Regions from separate parts of the Homo sapiens genome. Here regions 1 and 2 are each linked to region 3. The links are chromatin contacts, found by Hi-C or POLR2A ChIA-PET in ENCODE. All regions are on one chromosome and are shown on one strand. The core of a region is the stretch at or near the end of the contact, and the rest is flanking DNA. Distances in the headings are between cores, read along the strand shown.

The links. A loop is a pair of places that touch in the nucleus more often than their neighbours do. ChIA-PET counts read pairs that join two places held with the same protein, here RNA polymerase II (POLR2A). Pooled maps may share reads with other maps.
Region 1: a loop to region 3 is called in a map of heart right ventricle, with 1.8 times the contacts of the local background. The contact joins two enhancer-like sites. A Hi-C loop is called at or near these places in 1 of 168 maps with a recorded cell type or tissue (heart right ventricle) and 2 of 50 pooled maps. POLR2A ChIA-PET finds 5 or more read pairs at or near these places in 5 of 52 experiments (CD4-positive, alpha-beta T cell, CD8-positive, alpha-beta memory T cell, activated B cell and 2 more).
Region 2: a loop to region 3 is called in a map of naive thymus-derived CD4-positive, alpha-beta T cell, with 7 times the contacts of the local background. The contact joins two enhancer-like sites. A Hi-C loop is called at or near these places in 2 of 168 maps with a recorded cell type or tissue (heart right ventricle and naive thymus-derived CD4-positive, alpha-beta T cell) and 8 of 50 pooled maps. POLR2A ChIA-PET finds 5 or more read pairs at or near these places in 3 of 52 experiments (B cell, activated CD4-positive, alpha-beta T cell and activated naive CD4-positive, alpha-beta T cell).

What each region holds. Positions count from the first base shown.
Region 1 is chr12:92,276,945-92,280,725 of GRCh38, forward strand. The region is part of intron 2 of LINC02391 (long intergenic non-protein coding RNA 2391); the gene reads right to left. Among named protein-coding and RNA genes, the nearest start is that of LINC02391, 85 kb to the right of the region's middle. Within about 2 kb of position 1,792, at least 4 of the 41 ENCODE cell types and tissues checked have a DNase peak (open chromatin) inside an H3K27ac peak, as active enhancers do.
Region 2 is chr12:92,296,675-92,300,562 of GRCh38, forward strand. All of the region lies in intron 2 of LINC02391 (long intergenic non-protein coding RNA 2391), which reads right to left. Among named protein-coding and RNA genes, the nearest start is that of LINC02391, 65 kb to the right of the region's middle. RefSeq lists enhancers at 1,308-1,397, 1,428-1,477. Within about 2 kb of position 1,402, at least 5 of the 41 ENCODE cell types and tissues checked have a DNase peak (open chromatin) inside an H3K27ac peak, as active enhancers do; they include B cell, where a contact is called at or near this core.
Region 3 is chr12:92,500,698-92,504,568 of GRCh38, forward strand. No RefSeq gene overlaps it. Among named protein-coding and RNA genes, the nearest start is that of LINC02397, 36 kb to the left of the region's middle. RefSeq lists an enhancer at 2,131-2,380. Within about 2 kb of position 1,939, at least 6 of the 41 ENCODE cell types and tissues checked have a DNase peak (open chromatin) inside an H3K27ac peak, as active enhancers do; they include B cell, where a contact is called at or near this core.

The DNA.
Region 1 (3,781 bases), core at 542-3,041, 220 kb before region 3:
CTCAGGCTGGTCTCAAATGCCTGGACTTAAGTGATTCTCCTGCCTCTGCCTCGAAGTAGCTCAAATTATTGACACTCACCCCTAATCCCAGCTCCAACTATCTGACATTTGAAGAATCATTCAGTGATGAAGGAAAGACCCAAACAATATCAAAAAACCGAGTTGAGGTGGCAAGACATGAGAAAAACAAGAGAAGACTTCAGCAGAGGACAATGTGTGTAATAAAGTTCACAAAAATGGGTAAGGAACTATGTTATGAAGACAGGCATCTAAGTCAATCCTCATGGGCACCATGGCTCATACCCGTAATCCCAATACTTTGGGATGCCAAGGCAGGAGGATCACTTGAGCCCAGGAGTTCAAGGCCAGCCTGAGCAACATAGTAAGACCCCATCTTTACAAAAAATTAAAAAACTAGCTGAGCATGGTGGTACACGCCTGTAGTCTTAGCTACTCCGGAGGCTGAGGTGGGAGGATCACTTGAGCTCAGGAGTGGAGGGTGCAGTGAGCTATGATTGTGCTAGTGTACTTCAGCCTGGGCAACAGAGGGATTCCCTGTCTCTAAAACATCAATTAATTAATTAAAATAGTCCATCAATCCATAAATACCGAATATGTTACAGGTCATTCCTTTGCTCAAGTTTGGGTCAGGTTTTTAATCTATTTTTTATTTTTTTTAGAGATGGTGGTTTTACCATGTTGCCCAGGCTGGTCACGAACTCCTGGGCTCAATCAGTCCTCCTGCCTCAGCCTCCCAAAGTGCTCGGATTACAGGTGTGAGCCACCATGCCCAGCTGGGTTTGGGTCAGATTAAGTTAGACCTCAGAAGGAATTGATATCATAGGACCTCCTATGTTGTATTAAGAAGTATTCCATTCTTTCTCCCTTGCAAACACCTCATGGGCATGAGAAAGTCATTAGGTATTGGCATCCTATAGTCCTTTAAGCATTTGCAAAGCAGTGTATTGAAGTAGGAGATAGTAGATAAGGGCCCTAGGTCTCCTGCCTTCTCTAGCTCTACAAGATGACCAGATAACCTTGGATATGCCTTTCACCTTTCAGGCTCTCCACTTTGTCTTCAGTAAAATGGAGTCATTCTACCCAAGATGTCTGAACTGGATCAAATGATCCATTGCGATTTCTTCCAACTATTAAATCTACAACTCGATGGGGCTGATTTCTGTTGCCTATAGGGTCCTGCCTAGGGCAGTCCTAGGGAGCCATCTTAGCATGGCCACCTGGATAGATAAAATAATTTTTTCATCTCTACACTGCATGTCCTCCAATCCAGAAGGGAAGCATAGTTTTTACTCTGAAAACTCAAGAATTGTGAGTTGGTTTAAGAGCAAATGGATAGTGAGATTGTGAGCACCTACAGTCAGTAATTTATTTCCAGAGAAATTCTTATCTTAGCAGGAAAGTAGCCCTCCAAGGGGTGGAAACCTGGCTGAACATTCCATTCAATGGGGAAGGCAAGCCTGGAAACTCTGCCTAGAGCAACAAGGGCATTCACAGAAAACTTGGTTTGGGGAATATACATGGATGGTGTCCAGCTATGAAGAAATAATTTTCAGAGGCTAAACTATGTCACTTTCACTGTTTTGGCTGATTCTGATGGCAAATGAGGTTAACTGGTGCTCAGAACATCTTCTGGGAAAGTGAAACAGCAAGCAATTGCTTATTTTTTTTATGAGTTTTTCCATTTCTCATTGAAAGGAAGAATTCTTGTATGGGAGTTCTTAACCAGTAAATGTGGGTAGATCTGGAAGCCTGATTTGATGGTGCTCACGTCAGTGGCCTGGGGTTGTTAAGTTCCCCGAGGAGGAATGGAATAATCTACTGGGAACTCCCCACCCCCATCTCTTGACCTTAAAGCTTTAGGGAAAATGAAAAGCAGCTTCTCTTTGACAAAAAAGGTTGGGAAGCCTTGCTGTGATGTATTACTGTTTCTTTAAAGCTTCCATGGAAATGAAAGATGTTCTCAAGCAAAGGTAGGTCAAATCTATTAAGAGAGTGGGTGAGGTGTTTCCCTCCTGAAAACTGGAGAATAACAGAAAAGAACTTTTTCTGACAAACCAACAGTATCCTTTTGTTTGTTGGAGTTTGTTTGTTTCACATTTATTTACTGAATGTTAGGGAGAAATACTTTAATTTGGGTATGAGAATAGCTAATTACTAGATGAAAAGAAGAAAGGATTTCTAAGATGGAGCCCCCCCCTCCCCCCACTGCCCCCATAGCTTACACATTGTGTAAACCTGCCTTTGATCCCATCCCACTTTCTTCAGCAATTCCTTTTCCATACTCTCAGCTCCTAGAGAGTCATCAGAAAGCTGAGCTCCAGCCGGACTTGGAGGCTCATGCCTGTAATCCTAGCACTTTGGGAGGCCAAGGCAGGAGGATCAGAGGGAATCAGGAGTTTGAGACCAGCCTGGCCAACACAGTGAAACCCCATCTCCCCTAAAAATACAAAAATTACCCAGGCATGGTGCTGAGCACCTGTAATCCCAGCTACTCGGGAGGCTGAGGCAGAAGTGCTTGAACCCGGGAGGTAGAGGTTGCAGTGAGCCGAGATTATGCCACTGCACTCCGGCGTGGGTGACAGAGTGAGACTCTGTCTCGAAAAAAAAGAAAAAAAAAAGAAAAAGAAAAAGAAAGATGATCTTCATCCAGTAACACTGGCCTTAAAAGGCATTTTATTTTTCTCTCCTGCTTCAAAATGGACCCTCTTACTAGAATTAGTTCCATCTTTGGGGGAGATGGGGAAAGAGAAGACCCGAGCAGATCTTTCTTCAAATTCTAATCACATTTTTGAATTAATATGATACCTGCCATCTGTTTATTTCCTGGAAGCTGGGAAGATTCATTTGATATCCAAAAAGCCCTTTAGAAAGCCTAAAAAAACACATGTAAAGACCGTGTAGTGATTTCCTATATCCAAGATTTCTGGGTTTTTTTTGTTTTTGTTTTTGTTTTTTATGTTCCCTGGACACTGGCAATGTTTTGGTCATATAGAGAAGGGAAAAATATTAAACCATTTTTATCTTAGCTGACCTTTACAGAGACAAGAAGTGATTTTGTTTGAATTCTCCGTTTTAGTTTGGGACACTAACAGCTGGGCAGGGATTTTGCTGAACACTTTGTGAGGTTTACACTCAACTTCCTTCTTCAGATTGCTATTTTATATTAAACCAATAGAGCACTGTTATTGAGACACCAGACTGCTACAACTTCAAGAAGATCCTAAACCAAGTAACTTTTTCTGGACCACTCGAGTCTCCATGAACGTAAAAGTCTAATATACTTGAAAAATCCATTGCAGCTCAGGAGACATTATAGTGGGATGATCTACAATCAGACTCTCTGGATTTGAAGAATCTTCCTACCACTTATCAATGCTGTAAGTTTGAGAGACAATAGAGGTTAAGAATACAGTCCTTCCTTTCTTCCTTCCTTCCTTCCCTTCTTTCTTCCTTCCTTCCTTCCTTCCCCCTCTTTTCTTTTTCTTTTCTTTTCTTTTTTTGAGATAGGGCCTTACTCTATCACCCAGGCTTGAGTGCGGTCACACATTCATGGCTCACTGCAACCCCAACCTCCCGGGTTCAAGCAATCCTCCCACCTCAGCCTCCCCAGTGGATGGGACTACAGGTGTGTGCCACCACCCCTGGCTAATTTTAGTATTTTTTTGTAAAGAGGGGATTTCCACCATGTTGCCCAGGCTGGTCTCGAACTTCTAAGCTTAAGTGATCCACCCGCCTTAGCCTCCCAAAGCGCTTGGATCAC
Region 2 (3,888 bases), core at 152-2,651, 200 kb before region 3:
TACTTCAGAAATACCTGCCTATAAAAATGCAAAGTCTTCATCCTCATTTTATTTTTACTATTTATTTATTTATTTATTTATTTATTTTTGAGACGGAGTTTGGCTGTTGTCATCCAGGCTGGAGTGCAATGGTGCGATCTTGGCTCACTGCAACCTCCGCCTCCCGTGTTCCTTGTCCTCATTTTAAATAGGCATCCCTGGGACCTCTGGGGTTACTAAAGTTTGGAAACCACCCCATTGAACTTTAAACTCCTCAAGGGCAGGCATCATCTATTACTCTTCCTTGTATTACCTCTATCTGGCACGTGGTAGGTAATGAACTGAAAAACAGTTCATTGCTTTTGAGCCACGGGTTAGCCTTCTGTAACTCCTGCTATGTGTAACCTTTTCAAACAAACAAACAAAAAAATTGAGACAGGGTCTCATTCTGTTACCCAGGCTGGAGTGCAGTGGCATAATCACAGCTAAAGTGATCTCCCCACAGCCTCCCGAGTAGCTGGGACTACAGGTACATATCACCATGCCCAGCTAATTTTTGTATTTTTTGTAGAGATAGGGTTTTGCCATGTTGCCCAGGCTGGTCTCGAACTCCTTGGCTCAAGAGATCCACCTGCCTGGGCTGGGATTACAGGCATGAGCCACTGCTTCTGGCCTTAGGTGTAACCTTTTACGAATGCAGGAGCTCAGAATCCAGCCTTTTTCACCACCCTATCTACCCTACCCCAGATCCTAACCCAGGGCCCTGGCACATGATGGACACTTAATAAACACTTTTTCACTGAGAAAAAGATGAAAGAAAAGATGGTCTACAGAAGCTGAGTGCTGTGCAGCAGGGCAGAAATGCAGCCAAAGCATCAATAAGATTAGCACAAGGACTGTTCAGTTACTCAGGAGGAGATGCTAAGTAAGAGCAGGAGCTGGCAATGCTCTGCTGTTCCTTTGTAGAAATCCTTGATGTGGGCTGTGAAATGTCAAATCCAGATTTGATTAAGCGCAACTCCAAATCCCTAAGGCAAGTGTGTATCCACGGTCTTAATGTAATTATTGGAGCCACCTCCGTCTGCTACATACTTTCAAAAGGGCTGAACTAGCACCCCATCCATTGATACCGACTGCTACAAAATGAGGCCTGCAATTAATTCATCACGTCCCAGGCAGATAATGCCTAAGAAGCTTCATCTGGCTCCTTCCTGAAAATTGAAGCATTAAATTGAACAAACAAACAAAAAATCCCTCTCATCTGCTGAAAATTCAGGAGGAAGGGCGGGTCCTAACAGCCACAGTGAAAATCAAAGTTTTGCTTCTTTTGTTGTCTGTTTTGGAACTTTCCACTTCCTCCTTCAAATGATAACCTATCAACTTTCAGTTCAACTATATTTTAAATTTTTTAAGGCAGAAGCCAATAAACAACACGAACTGTTACAAGGGCAACGGACTTCTAGTAGAATGAGTCAGTAGATACAAGTGGGGAACTTGGCTTCCTTTGCTTATACTCACTTGAGGTTTGGGCAAAAACATCAGGCCAAAACCTCGTCTGGATTCAGAGTAGGCACATTCAGGTCTATCAGATTAAACCCAAATGCCACAGCTTCACTGGAGCAGCCCAGATATTTCCCCACTGCATTCTCAGAGGGAAGAGGGATGAGGGCATCTGCTCCCAAGCTCAACCACAACCCAGAGCTCCACTTTGTTATGTGAAATTCAGAACACATTTGTTCCCGCTCTCTTTCTTTTTCTTTCAAAATTTTCTCCTGCCCTTTACTTAGGGTCTGGACGGAATCAAAATCCTGAGAGCCAAAGACACCAGGGGAAAGGCTGCTTTATTGTGAAATCCAATCTCAGTGAAAGCAAGATGGATCAGCAATCTTTTGACCTCACCCAGTGGCAAAGTCTAAACTGATCCACATGGTTTAGAGAACTCGGAAAAGATCTGATGAGTTGTCACACCGCTAACACTTGAGTTTTGTTTGTCATCCTATATAGAAATGATTCCAGAGTTTTTTCAAATTTCTGGAGCTTCTTAAAGCAAGACCAACAAGTGTCTGGGTGACCTTAGAACCAATCTATGTTTCTGGGACTCTTGAGATCAGCCCGGGCCAGATATTTAGAGGCTATAATGTCATACCACTAACACTTGAGTTTTGTTTGTCATCCTATATAGAAATGATTCCAGAGTTTTTTCAAATTTCTGTAGTTTCTTAAAGCAAGACCAACGAGTTTCTGGGTGACCTTGGAACCAATCCATGTTTCTGGGATTCTTGAGGTCAGCCCAGGCCAGATATTTAGAGGCTATAATGGACACTATTGGATCAATCTGCACTAGACTCACCACAGGAGATAGATCATTTCCAAACCAACGTCTAGCTTGGGGGAGGCGGGAAGTAAGTGGATTTTCACTATCTTTTGGTTCCCATTTCAAGAGCTAATCCCAGACATGGCAGTGACATTAAGGCTTGAATTCTTGCAAAAGCTGCCACTAGAAGGACTGGCTTAAATATCATAGCAGTTTTTATGCACAAATTATATTAGACGTAGATCGTACCTTTCAGGAACTTCCTTGCCTAAAAGCACCCATTGCCTCATTCTCTCTAGACCTACATATGAAATCTAAACTCACATAAATCCCTTCCAGCTTGCCCTCATCTCCCCTTTAATCTTCTCCCTATCCTTGCCATGCATTCTACCCTCTGGCCCGAGGACTGACAATTTTTTTTCTGCAAAGAGAGAGCCAAATAGTAAATATTTTGGGCCTCTAGCTCATGTAGTCTCTGTCATACCTACTCAACTCTGCTGTTGTAGACAAAAGCAGTCATAGACAATATATGCACAAATGAGCATGGCTATGTTTCAATAAAACTTTATTTACAAAAACAGTGGCTGGGCATAGTGGCTCATGCCTGTAATCTTAGCACTTTGGGAGGCCATAGTGGGTAGATCACTTGAGCCCAGGAGTTGGTGACTAACCTGGGCAACATGCAGAAACTCTGTCTCTACTAAAAATATTAAAGGTAGTGGCAAAAACCGCAACTGCTTTTGCACCAACCTAATAGAAAAATTAGCTGGGCATGGTGGTGTGTGCCTGTGGTCCCAGCTAGTTGAAGAGCTGAGGTAGGAGGATGGCTTGAGCCTGGGAGTTGGAGATTGCAGTGAGCTGAGATCACGAGACTGCGCTCCAGCCTGGGAGATAGAAAGAGACCCTGTTTCAAAAAAAGAAGAGGAAGAAGGAGGAGGAGGAGGAGGAGGGGGAGGAAGAGGAGAAGGAGGAGGAGGGGAAGAAAAAAGGCACAGTAAAGAGAAAGAGGTGTTATTTTAGAGTGCTTAGGAAAGGCCACTTTGATGAGGCCATATGGGAGCAAAGATAAACATAAAGCATGAGTTCAAGCTATGTGGATATGACAGGTAGGGAAAATATTCTAGGCAGAGAGAAAAGCAAGCGCACATGTTTGGTATATTGGAAGAAGAGAAAGGAGGCCAGTTGGGTTGGAGTCCAGGGAATGAATGGAAGTTGAGACCAAAGAGGTAGATGTGGTAAAATTTTGTATGTCCTTTCAGGCCGTGTAAAAGAATTTGATTTTTATTCTTAATGAGACTGGAAACCATTGAAAGAAGAGTGATATGATCTACCTTCTTGGTTACTGGGATGACCCTAGCAGCCATGTGAAATAGACTTTAGGAAGGTAGGAGTAAAAGCAGAGAGACCTAATAAGAGGCTATTGTACTAATCCACATGACAAATGATGTCCAGGGTGATCAGAGCAGAGGGGCTAAGAGTTGTCAGATTCTGAATATATATTGAAGGCAGAGATGAAAAGTAGAGTGTGAAGGAAGTATGGAGCCAAGGAGGAGCCAAAATTTTTTACCTGATTAAGTAGGAAAATGTAGTTTTCC
Region 3 (3,871 bases), core at 689-3,188:
ATGGAGAAAAAGTGAGAGGAGAGAAATAAAGCTTCAGATGTAGGTCAAGACTTTCAAATATTTAGCTTGGAGAGGGTCTTTTAAGGCTTAATATCAAGAATTGCCACTCATTGTTCCATCATAAACTTGTATTGAGAAACTACTATGTTCCATGCATTCTTTATCATGTGATCACATTTATGATTCACCTAAAAACCACATTTTAGATACAAAATTTGAAGCTTCTAAAGGCAAGTTACTATGCCTAAAGATGCACAGCTAGCAGGTGGCAAGCTGTGAAATCAAACTTGTATTCACTCTCTAAAGGATGTGTTTAGAGAGACTGAGTGGAACTTTATGGTTGGTGAAGGGTTCACATGTAGTAGTAGAGAGAGAAATCACTGAGGGTAGGTTGACTCCAAAGGTAGGTTGGAATCAGATTGAGGAAGGTTACTTTGAATATGAAGCTAAGGAGTTTGTACTAAATCTTGAGATAATAGGAATAAAGATTTTTGAGCAAAGAGTTGACATGATTGCAGTCTTGTTGGGAAGATTTATGAGGTGTCTGTTTACATCAATGTGAATTACCAGGGAAGAGACCAAAGGAAGAAGGGCCTATCAAGAAGCTAGCTCAGGCATATGATGATAGGAGTCTAAACTGAGTGGTGACAACAAAAATGGAAAGAAAGAGAGGAATGAGAGTAATTCCTCCAGGAACGAGTCATTAGGGTTTGGTGACTAGATTAATATAGGCATACGGAAGGTGAGGTTATGAAGAGTAAGTCTAAATAATTATAAGAATGGTGCTACAATATGGCCAGGCGCAGTGTCTCATACCTGTAATCCCAGCACATTGGGAGGCTGAGGTGGGTGGATCACGAGGTCAGGAGTTTGAGACCATCCTGGCCAACATGGTGAAACCCATCTCTATTAAAAATACAAAAATTAGCTGGGCGTGGTGGCACGTGCCTGTAACCCAGCTACTCAGGAGGCTGAGGCAGGAGAATCGCAGGAACCTGGGAGGCAGAGGTTGCAGTGAGCCGAGATCACACCATTGCACTGCAGCCTGGTGACAGTGCAAGACTCCATCTCAAAAAAAAAAAAAAAGGTGCTACAATAAACAGAATAGGGAAGTCAGCAGAAGGACCGAGTTTGAGTGAAGTGAGTAAGATGAAAGAAGATGAATATCAATCATATAAGTTGGATTAGAGGTAACAACATTGAAAGTGAATGTGTAGCTAGAGAGCAGAAGGGGCCTTAGCCAAAAATAATGATTTGAGGTTCATCTGCATAGAGGCAATAGGCAATTAAAATCCTGAGTGGTGGAATCCCACCACTTTGGGAGACTGAGGCAGGAGGATCACTTGAGCCCAGGAGTTCAAGGCCAGCCTGGGCAACATAGTGAAACCCTGACTCTGCAAAAAATGAAAAAAAATTAGCCAGGTATGGTGGCATGTGCCTATAGTCCCAGCTACTTGGGAGACTAAGGCAGGAGGATTGTTTGAGTCCAGAAGGTCAAGGCTACAACAAGCTGTGAATGCACCACCGCATTCCAGCCTGAGTGACAGAGTAAGATCCTGTCTCAAAAAATAAAGTAAAAAAATTAATTAATTAAAAAAAATAAAATATTGAGAGTTTGTAAGTTTCTAAAGAAGGACACAAAAGAGCAGTGTTACAGATGCTACTTGTTTCCAACATCCATTCCCCATCTTGACCTCCCTAACCAAATTCCCATTTGGTTCAGCTATACCCCACCTCCCTTCAGCCATGTGCTTCCCTCAAAGGTGTTTCCAGATACAGAGAGTGGATCCTGAGCAATCTAAGCCAACAGTGGTCCATCCCATCTCTCTCAGGAATGTGCACAGGACACAAAACTAGGTAATGAGACAGAAGTAAAGAGCCTAAGGAGGCAGATGGCTCCCCTGTGCCCCTGGACATTGTCCTATTTCTGTCCTAACTCAAAACCTGGAACTGCTATGCCATCCTCCGCCTCTGAGAGTCAGGCTTCATTGAGCAAAATCATCCCTTGATACAATGAGGAACCATGTCTCTGAAATTACTCAAGAACAACCAAACCTCTGAAATCAGTTTCAAACATCTAAAAACCAGTGAAACACAAAAAAGCCTTAGTCAGAAGCTAAGGAAGACAAAAAAAAAAAAAAATTAAGTTAGGTTCTAAACCAGGTGTCAGGAAAGTGAAAAGAAGCTGGAGATTTTGACAGAGCTTAGGACATGCTGGGGTGAAATACCCAAACAGAGATAAAGTGAACGAGACCTAGGAGACAACATTTGGAGGCAATAATCTTTTCTGACCAGCAAATTCAAAGAGCTGCTCTTCACGGGATTCCTGAGGTGATTCTAGGGACAGCAAAAGGTTATTTCTGAACTATTACACACATTCTCTTTTTTAAGAGAAATACTCACATCGACAGGGCAAGTCATTCCAAAACCAGCCTCGATACAGCTATTACTCAGATTCACCTTGTCAGTATGAAAATATGGGTTGAAATGGACTTTGCTACTTGAAATTAAGTGTGATCACACTCAGTAGCCAAGAGAAGCACTCCAATCCAAACTGCAATTATGAGAGGCTGGGAGCCACAGGGAGTGGGGTGTAGCATTCAGAAAAAGAGAAGGGGTTCATTCTCTGGGATTTTCCCTGTTTGCAGCCTGAATCCCACATGAATGTTCTTTCTCTTCCGTCATTCGTTTTTCCTGCGTTCAGCATCCTCTTCTCACTTCTCCCTCACAGTTATCTCTCCCTTGGAGAGAGTAATCTGGACCCTTGGGTGACAGTCATATGTGGCTTTCACGAGCTGCTGGAATTAACTAAAACTCACTCTTTCCCAATAAATCTCCCCTGAGCCGACACACAGCAGCTGCGAATTCCCAGCATGGGCCTGGACAAAATGCTAAGAAAAACTGGCTGTGTTCCTGAATCTTGCTCGTCATTGGTCCCCAAGAATCCTGGACATTGACACCCAGATATTCCAAAACGATTTGTGCTTTTCCAAGCTCGGCTCTTTACTTAACCTGCCTTGAAGATTTGGCACTATAATTTCCCAGAAGTGCAGGCTGGGCTTGTTTTGAGAAAAGGTGAAATGGACAAGAGACAGAGTTCAGAAAATAGTGATTAAATACAAACAGCACCAGCTATTAAGCAAGAGTCAAGGCCAGGAAATGCAAATAAAATTGCCGAGGGTTGTTTAGACAGTGGCCACTCAGAAGGAGAGGTAATATTTGGTTGTAAAGTGAGGCCACAGACATCTTTTCTGATTTAATGAATTTGTGATAGTTTACTTCTTTTCCCAGCTTTCATTTCATTTGTGGGGCGATGGCTGGGGGATGTAGGGGATATGGAAAGTTGAGCACAAGTGCACGAAGTATTTACTGGCTAAAGATGCCTATGCTTCTGCCAAGATTGTGTTTATTTGTTAAAAATATACTTCATTGTGTTGTTACAAAACTAAATCTGTCCCCAGCCCCCATGGAGACAGGGCGATTTGGTTTCAGGGTGAGGTGCCAGCTAGTGCTTTCAGGGGCATTAATGTGCCAGCTGCTCCTCCAGTATTCATTTTATTTGCAGTCCCTAGGCTGGTTTTACACTTTGTGTTTTTTTGTAAGGAAATCAGGATTAGAGAGCCTTTTGTCACTGATGGGGAGGGGGAGAGAAGTATCCCCTTTGAGCTCCATACACAGGGGCAGCCTAACGGGCAAGGCTCAAAGCTTTGATTTACTTCTCATTCGCTAACATTTTCAAAAAGAAAGGATCCACCGCGTCAAGCTGTTCTGTTGGAAGCTTGTAAGGCAGTAGATTTGGGAACTGGAGTTTCCAGAATGCAATCTGCAGCCACCAGGCCAGGGTTACCTTTAAGCTCCATGCAGATTAAAC